Regions from separate parts of the Homo sapiens genome. Here region 2 is linked to region 1. Evidence: chromatin contacts called from ENCODE Hi-C or POLR2A ChIA-PET data. All regions are on one chromosome and are shown on one strand. The core of a region is the stretch at or near the end of the contact, and the rest is flanking DNA. Distances in the headings are between cores, read along the strand shown. Region 1 overlaps AOPEP (aminopeptidase O (putative)). Region 2 overlaps AOPEP (aminopeptidase O (putative)).

Region 1 (4,132 bases), core at 943-3,442:
GAAAGAAAACAGCGGGTCCTGCGGGGACTCTGCAGTCCCTGCTACCGGGCCCTGCCTTTGTCAAGGAGGCTCTGGAGCAAAATTGCAGAGGGACACGGCAGAGAACTGAGTCAAGGAAGAAAAAGCGGAGAAGAGGCTGGAGGCAGGGAGACCACACCAGAACTTGCAGAATGTTTCTGCAGGAGGCAACGAGAGCGGCCCACATGGATGTGGCGTGCAGGGGACGGATCTGCAGGGCAGCACTGAAGCAGTCCAGCTGCAGGGTTGGGAGACACTGTGCAGATAGTGGGCCCCAGGAATCTCTGCAGGATGACTTTCCGTAGGAAGCATGTGGCTGCATACAATTTGCCTGTGCCACAGTCTTCGGCCAACTCAGAGGGTTAGTTCATTGGCAAATTCTGCTTTAACATAGTTAGTACTTGCACACACAGACACTATTCTACCGTGGCACTAAAAGTGAAACAAATAAAAAGTCCTCTATCCACTGCCAAGAAAAGGCATAAAACTAGAAGCTACTGCTTATTGAACACCTACTGTGTGCCAGACACAATAGACAGAGTATCATCTATACTTGACAATAACTGTGCAAGACCAATATTATTATTATTACTTATTATTATTATTATTATTAGAGACAGAGTCCCACTTTGTCACTCAGCCTGGAGTGCAGTGGTTCAATCTCAGCTCACTGCAACAACCTCCTCCTCCTCCAGGGATGAAACGATCCTCCCATCTCAGCCTTCCGAGTAACCGGGACTACAGGCATGTGCCACCACGCCCGACTAATTTTTGAAATTTTTTATAGAGACGGGGTCTCACTATATTGCCCAAACTGGTCTTAAACTCCTGGCCTCAAATGATCCCAGCCTCCCAAAGTGCTGGGATTACAGGCATGAACCACCACACCCAGCCAAATGACCAATATTACTGTCTTAATCTTACAGACAAACAAATACAGGTTCCAAGAAATTGAGAAATGTATCCAAGGCCACACAGATGGTACTTGAAGAGCTGGGATTTGAACCTTTGGTGCGTGGCTATGAAACCCCAGCTTTTCTTTCCGTGCTAAACTCAGGCTTCATGACACATGGGTTTCTACTATGGAACTGACAAGCTGGCAGAAGGGGTGGGCCTGTGCCTGCTCCAAACCATGCCGACTTCCCCCTCTCACTAATCTCTCCTGCTGAAGACAGCCTGGCTCCTGCTGAAGACAGCCTGGCTCCTGCGTGGTTGCCCTGTTTGTCAACCCTTCGGTTACATTTCTGAAGAGATCAGGAGACCCTTGGGAGGGGCAAAAGTGTGGGAGCAGGAGAGCTCGTCAGTGAGCTGCATCCAGAGGCAAAAGGCCCTCTCCGTGAATGAAGAGAACGTGTGTTTTCAGATCACTTTTCTTTGGAAAGGTTCGAAGCATCTTATAACCATTACTCATTTCTCATAATATCCCTGTGAAGTGAGTGTCCACTGTTGTGTGGCTTCTTAGCACAGGAGCATAGGAGGACTCTGACCCAAGTCAGCAAAGGAAAAAAATCCAGATTTCTAAACTTCCAGTATCAGTGTCGACATCACACTGCATCATGCCCTATTTGGGGATTGTTAATGTGGAATAAGATGTTAAATTATGAGAGAAAGATGAAAGCATTAATTCCAGCTGCTAACAAAAATTTTTAAGGTACTATGAGTGGCCTTATCTCCCAAGGAATCATGGGACACCATAGGACAATGTTTAATTTTCAGCAAAGAAATGGACTAATATGTTGCAGAAAGAACATAGCATGCAGGTAGCTCAGGGAAGAAACAGGATGTAGGTCTCAGGAAGAAAGATGACATGTGTGCAGGTTCTGCTGTTTGGAGCATAATTATTGAAATGACACTGCAGGTGAATTTTTAGGTCTGGGATTGGATTTATACAGTGGTTAAACTAAAAGCTGACTTTTTCAAATCAAGATATTCAGAATCCAAGCCAACGGTGAATTTTTTCCCTCTGAGGTCATGTGGCTTAAATAATCGCAACAGACAAGCAGAAGCATTTCCACTTAGCCAGGACCTAGAACTTACAGGAAATTACTCTTCTGCATGTCTGATCACTATGGAAATTGATTTTATACAGAGAGCTAAAAGTACACAGACCCATGACTGCGAGTCCTGCGTATCCGTACTAGTGAGCGCGGACTTTCCGCCTCAGTACTGAAACCCAGGCCTTAGCCCTGGGCCTCCTGGGTATGAGGAACAGCAGGTGGCTTTGCCCTCTGGCTGGCTGTTCCCTGGTGCACCCCCACATCCTATAGGGCGACTCTGAGTGTCAATGGTCTCCAGTTCCTCGGAGCTATAAATTTGGTCACACTTAGTTAACACGGCAGGGGAGAGAATATGCTGACCACCTGGCATGATACTGGTTAGAAAAACAAGCTGTGTGTAAAGCCAGAAAGTAACCAATTGTTCATCTCTTTACGAAGTTAAAATAAATCAACAGGCTTGTGTGAAGACGGTGTTGCCCATGCCTGTATTTGCTCGCTCAGTTGATTTCCAAGGTGGGATGACAAGAATGGGGATTATAGGATGGATCTGCTACTTGTGCCTATCAACATGTTGCTTGATCAAGAGAAATGTCTTCATCACTTTTGGCTCCTGTCTTCAGCTCTTGAGATCCTAAAGATCACAGTCTGTCAGTGCCTCTGAAGGGAAGCACACAGCCCCAGCAATTTTCACATGAACTAAATGACAGACTTAAAGAATTGGGAAGTGCAGCCAGATAGAGGTAAGGCAGCAGAAACTGCAGAGCTCAGGGTCTGGAATGGAAAATGCCCTTTTCTGGAATTCAATTTACATCTGTGTCGATGTTTACATTTAGTTTACATGTTTAAATTCCCTCTCTACATGTGGGTGGATCTCAAAGCTGTGCAGAGTTACTTATTTTCTTCCTTTTTTTTTTGAGACAGGGTCTCACTCTGTCTCCCAGGCTGGCGTGCAGTGGTGCAATCTCAGCTCATTGCAGCCTCAAACGCCTGGACTCAAGCCATCCTCCCACCTCAGCCTCCCGAGTAGCTGAGACTACAGACACGTACCACCATGCAGGCTAATTTTTTGTATTTTTGGTAGAGATGGGATTTTACCATGTTGGCCAGGCTGGTCTCCAACTCCTAAGCTAAAAGTGATCTGCCCACCTTGGCCTCCCAAAGTGCTGGGATTACAGGCATGAGCCACGGTGCCCAGCTGATTTATTTTCTTGATCAAAACATTCATTTGTGCTTGGGTAGATAATAAAGATTGCTGAGGTCACACTTATAAAACAAGTACTGTGTAGCTCCGTGGGGGAGGAACAGTATTAGATTAAAACAAACACAGGAACATGCACACACAAACACAGTAACTGATGGGCAAGGAAAGAAGTGGCAGCTGTTACTAACACTGGAACACCAGGCAGCAAGGACACTGGCATAAGGCGTTCCACGGGGCTCTTTCACCAGGAGAGACTGCTGCTCAGGATTGTCTGGGTTTTCTTCTGAGCCCTTTTAGTTTTACCTGACAGCATCTTTCTGCCTTCCAACGCTCGTCCCTTTCACTCCCTCTGCCCCATTCAGACTCCCCAAACACCTGCCCTCCTGCATTTCCACTGCTACTTCAGAGTGTGACTTAGTGGCTAAGAAAGAAAGGTCGGACTCAACTTTCACAACCAGTCAACCAAGTCTTTTCTGTGGCAACTCTAAAGTATGCCTTGGCCGTTATTTACTCTCAAACCCACCACCACGGTCACCGTCCCTGCCATAGCTCCACCTCTCCAGGTCTCTTGACTGAACCGCTCTATTGGTTTCTAATTGTTTTCCTGGCTTCCAGTCCTCTCCGCCCCCATCTCTCTGCCACACTGCCCTCGGCCACACTGCCCTCGGCAGGTGTCTTTCCAATCTGTTGACGGCACTGCCTTCCTTAAGCCCGTTAGAGGTACAGGTGCCTGAAGGCTCAGAGCTGGGACTGATGGACCCTCTCTGTGTCCCCAGGACTCTGAACCTCAGCAGAGCACTTCCTACATGGAGTCATAATGACTTGTTTCTGTTTTGTCTTCAGTAGTCGGCTAGGAGCCTCCTAGGGCTACTCATGGGATTTATTCCTCTAGGTTCCCCAGTGTCCAGCCCAAAGC
Region 2 (4,132 bases), core at 1,131-3,630, 59 kb before region 1:
ATGAGCCAAAATGAGGCCTCGCAGGCCACTGTGTGTGATTCAAGGGAAAAATTATTAATATCCAAGTAGAGTTTCATGATTATCTCTCCTTTTCAAATTGCTTCAACCTCAGCCCTCATGTCATTCCTGACCCATGTATAATTCTCAAATTATAACAAGCATAGTCTCAAATCCTCTCATCTAAATGACCTGTACAGACACTTAAGTAGCATTTACCCATTTGGTAGATTCTTTGGTATTTCCTAATACTATTCTATCAAACCCACCTATATTGCAAGGAAGGAGAAAATGGGAGAAAACACGTCTTAATGGGTGTCTGGGTCTATTTTCCCTTGTCAAAGATCTCCTTTATGAAGACACCTGTCCAAATTACTATATAAAAGTACAGTAAAAATAAAGTGGAAGCAATCGCTACCTACATCTTGGCTTCAAGCAAAAAACAATAATATCACTATGTCTCAAATATAACTGAAAACTCCCTTGTTTTCAAATAGGTACCCTGGAATAAAGCAGTATCAACGTCAGGACTCAGAACCAAACCTCTAATGGAAGACAAGGCAGGGATGTGTCTTCAGTACGTCATTTAGACAGCAATTCTGTCATCATCAATGACCTCACAGAACTAACAGCTGACAGCAAAGCAAGGGGAGAAAACAATATATAAGATTTTTAAATCTCCACTGGGTTAATCAAATAATATAATTTGATATAAATTTATTTTCACAGTATCCCCAAATTTAACTGCTCACAAATGAAATTGGGGATGTTTAACTTCTGAATATACAGAATGATTTCTGTGACTTCTATATGTAGAATCCTTATGTATTTCATACTCTTATTTCTATAATGTTACAAAAGAAAGTAAATACGAAACACTGTATTGTGATTTGCTGAACCCTGACAAAGACTGAATTCAGAGATAATTTTTAAATGTCAAAAATTTCCCATGTGGCCTTTTTGATGAAAGACATATTAAGTAGAATACAGGCTTTATTATTAATTATAGCGTCATATAATTAACCTACTACTTCATTTTTACGAAGGAGGAAACTTCAGTTAGGGAACTGTAGCTTCTTTAGAAATGGAACCTTTTCTAAAGAAGGTTCTAAATGGAACCTTTCTAAACATGAAGAATCACACCGACTGATGGAGACAGAACCACATACACATGAGCCTATCAATTCTGGCTCATCATATCACCTATCAAAGAATGGTAGAGAAACACAACAGGGAGGGAGGAGAGGGAAACTGAATGAGTACATTTTGCTGGAAGGAAGGAATCACCACTTGGGGTTTTAGGGGGTAAGAGAGGAGCATGGAGAGACATGCTGAGCACACGGCACCAGAACAAACAGGTGGAGGAGACGTTAGTACTAGAAAGAGGAACAAAAGTACAAGAGAAAAAGGCGTAGAACAAAAGAAGAGGTGAAATGAGGACACAGCGGACTTATATCTGTTTGGCCAACTCTAGACTCCATGGACTAGTGGTAAGGAACCGTCTCCGAGATTAACAGCACATAGCACAGGAGCTATTCTTAGCTGGCTGCGCTGGCTGAAGCTGTAGGCACCTTCCCCCAACCATGTCAGGTGTGCTTCCAACTGCACTTTTTCCAACTGCAATCTCCCTGAACAATACGTGGCCATCCCAAAAACAGCCATTCTAAAATGAACTCTAGTGTTCTAGCACTTGGCACAGTATCAGAAGAATCCTTATCCCCATTATACACACCTATACATGCACATGCCCATCACATAGCCTGGTCAGAAAAGAGCTCTGGGGCTCTCAGGGCTGCACGTCCTGTAACATCACTGATGAGGCTGTTTTGTCATAAAATAAAAGCACAGAGGTGGGAACAACTCCAAACCACCCTCCCCTCACTTAGTCATGTATTTACCTACTGATTTGGGTGCCAATTATTTATTCCTAAGTAACACCTAGTATTTACTAGCTACAAAACAGGCTCTGTTGCAGGTGAAGTATTCCAAAGTGAGGTTTTGTGCCTAGAGCAGAGTAGCCTGGGAGAACATCAGCTCCTCAAGAAAACATTCTCCAACTAGCCCACTGTACACCCAAGGTGAAGGACCCTCTGGTAGTGCACATCGCCACCTTTCGCTGGCTCACCATAGGACAGAGGAGAACGTTTTCACATTTCACTCTCTGGCTTTTGTTTCAGTAATACCTTTGAATGGCAGAGTTTACTTAACAGATAACATATCTGAAAGCCTCACTTGAAAACCAATGCTGCAGTATCTGCTTCATTTCCCTGGGAGGTGGACAGGCTTCCTGATGGGCCATGCGAGGTCTGCCAGTCTTTCTGGCCCAGAACAGCTCCCCTGCACCTGTGAACACCTGGCTGGCCACAGCACTCAAGCCAAGAGGCCTATCTACCACTCCAGGTGGGGGTGGCCTGAAAAGGAAGGGCCAGAAGCAGGTGGCCTCCGCTGGCCAGGTGCAGTGGGGTTTTTCTCAGACACACACGATAAAGTGTGTTTGCAGGCTCACTGTGAGTCCTGCTGGAGGGTTTCAGGGCCCCCCAGTTAGTTTGCTTTCCTGGGACATGTACCTTCTGATCATGCCCCTTTCCATGTTATGGTTAATGTAACAGGATGAGAGAAACCACAAAGTACAAAAAGCTACAGGACACTGAGCCACTTATTCATGCCCCTGTAAGCACTGAAAAAAGCTGTCTTTAGCAGAAACACATGTAATCAAAAGAAGAGGCGGGGGCTCTGCAACATCAAAGCCCCTCAGTTGTGGCACATGGTCCACAAACAGGATAATCCTCCAGTTATCTGGGACAAGTCACAAGACAAGAGGAGCAAACAGTGTTCGCTTGTTTGAACTGGGACACATTTCCAAAAGGGAGCATGAAATGACATGATCCAGCAGCAGCTTAGGGAGCTTATGTTTTAATTCCCCCCTACCCGGAGAATCGGGCTTGAACAGGATTTAAGGTGCACAGGTGAGCTTTAGCAATTCATCAGTTACGTGTAGAGTAGTAAAATCCAACAGCCCCCTTTGATCTGCAAAAGTGTGCAGTTCTGTCCTCACTCCCCACCAGTTGGCCACTGCTGGGGCATTGGCAGAGCTGGGCTCTTGTGCTTTGATAGATGGTGATGTTTAAATCGGGTATCAGTTTCTATTAAAAAATGCTGAGGGACTTAGCTTCTAATCACACTAAAATGAAGACCTAGATGACGTCGTGTTCTGGCATTCTGGGTACACGTGAAGAATGCCCACCAAGAACACGCTCCGTGATTGGATGTTTAGGAGAGAAGAGAAACTACTTCACTTTCATGACATTCTTTTTAAACTAAAAGAGTAGACATGTGAAGAACAAAGACAGACCGACGCACTGACTTCACTTCATTAAATACATACTGGTAAATGCAGAGAAATCTATTAACTGCCAAAATAATTGACATTCTTTGGCCACGCATATTTATATTTAACACTTTGTGCTGTTAACACCACCAGAGCTCATGTCATGTGGGGGTGCATGTGACTGCACACCCAGGGTAAAACTGCACACTGTGAACACCACACTTTCCACTAGCCTGGGATCAAGCCTAGCAGAGAAGGGTCGGAAAAGCCAGCCAGGCCAGACAACATAGTGGAAATACTAGAGAGGAGGCAAAGTATCAGTTATACTTCTTTCAGGATTTGATTATGCTACTTTGAAGTGAGGACTATTTGCATTTTAATAAAAGCCAGAAAGCAGGAGACAGCTGTGTAACTGCATGTTTCTTAGAAATAAGTTGAGTATCCATTTCAGTGTAACCCATAAAGTAGAGCAGAAATAGACCCACGGTTAACTGCTGAACCTTGAAGCTCATCTTCCATAATTTCCATATTGCGCCTACAAACTAAACACACAAGTCATGATGGGGAGCTGGCAGTGTCCCCTGAGATTCTGAAATGGATGCCTGTTTGATTCATGTTCAGAGAGGAAGAAGAGACACAGAGAGGAAGAAGGATGGCTGCTGCCAGTTTTTACATCACTGGCCACATGCAGAAAGGCAAAGGTAAAGGACGAATGCACAAACCTTCCTCTCACAGTCCGACACGATCCCTTCATGAGGCTCAGACGCTGCTCTGCACTTACAGCCATTTACTCCAGGACACAGGAGA

What was found. Hi-C counts contacts between places; a loop is a spot of excess contacts on that map. ChIA-PET counts read pairs that join two places held with the same protein, here RNA polymerase II (POLR2A).
Region 2: a loop to region 1 is called in a map with no recorded cell type, with 1.8 times the contacts of the local background. The contact joins two enhancer-like sites. A Hi-C loop is called at or near these places in 1 of 37 single-sample maps with no recorded cell type. POLR2A ChIA-PET finds 5 or more read pairs at or near these places in 4 of 52 experiments (HepG2, PC-9, WTC11 and 1 more).

Annotation. Positions count from the first base shown.
Region 1 is chr9:94,971,736-94,975,867 of GRCh38, reverse strand. All of the region lies in intron 10 of AOPEP (aminopeptidase O (putative)), which reads right to left. Among named protein-coding and RNA genes, the nearest start is that of AOPEP-AS1, 28 kb to the right of the region's middle. Within about 2 kb of position 2,192, at least 8 of the 41 ENCODE cell types and tissues checked have a DNase peak (open chromatin) inside an H3K27ac peak, as active enhancers do.
Region 2 is chr9:95,030,504-95,034,635 of GRCh38, reverse strand. All of the region lies in intron 13 of AOPEP (aminopeptidase O (putative)), which reads right to left. Among named protein-coding and RNA genes, the nearest start is that of MIR6081, 33 kb to the left of the region's middle. RefSeq lists an enhancer at 1,882-2,381. Within about 2 kb of position 2,380, at least 9 of the 41 ENCODE cell types and tissues checked have a DNase peak (open chromatin) inside an H3K27ac peak, as active enhancers do.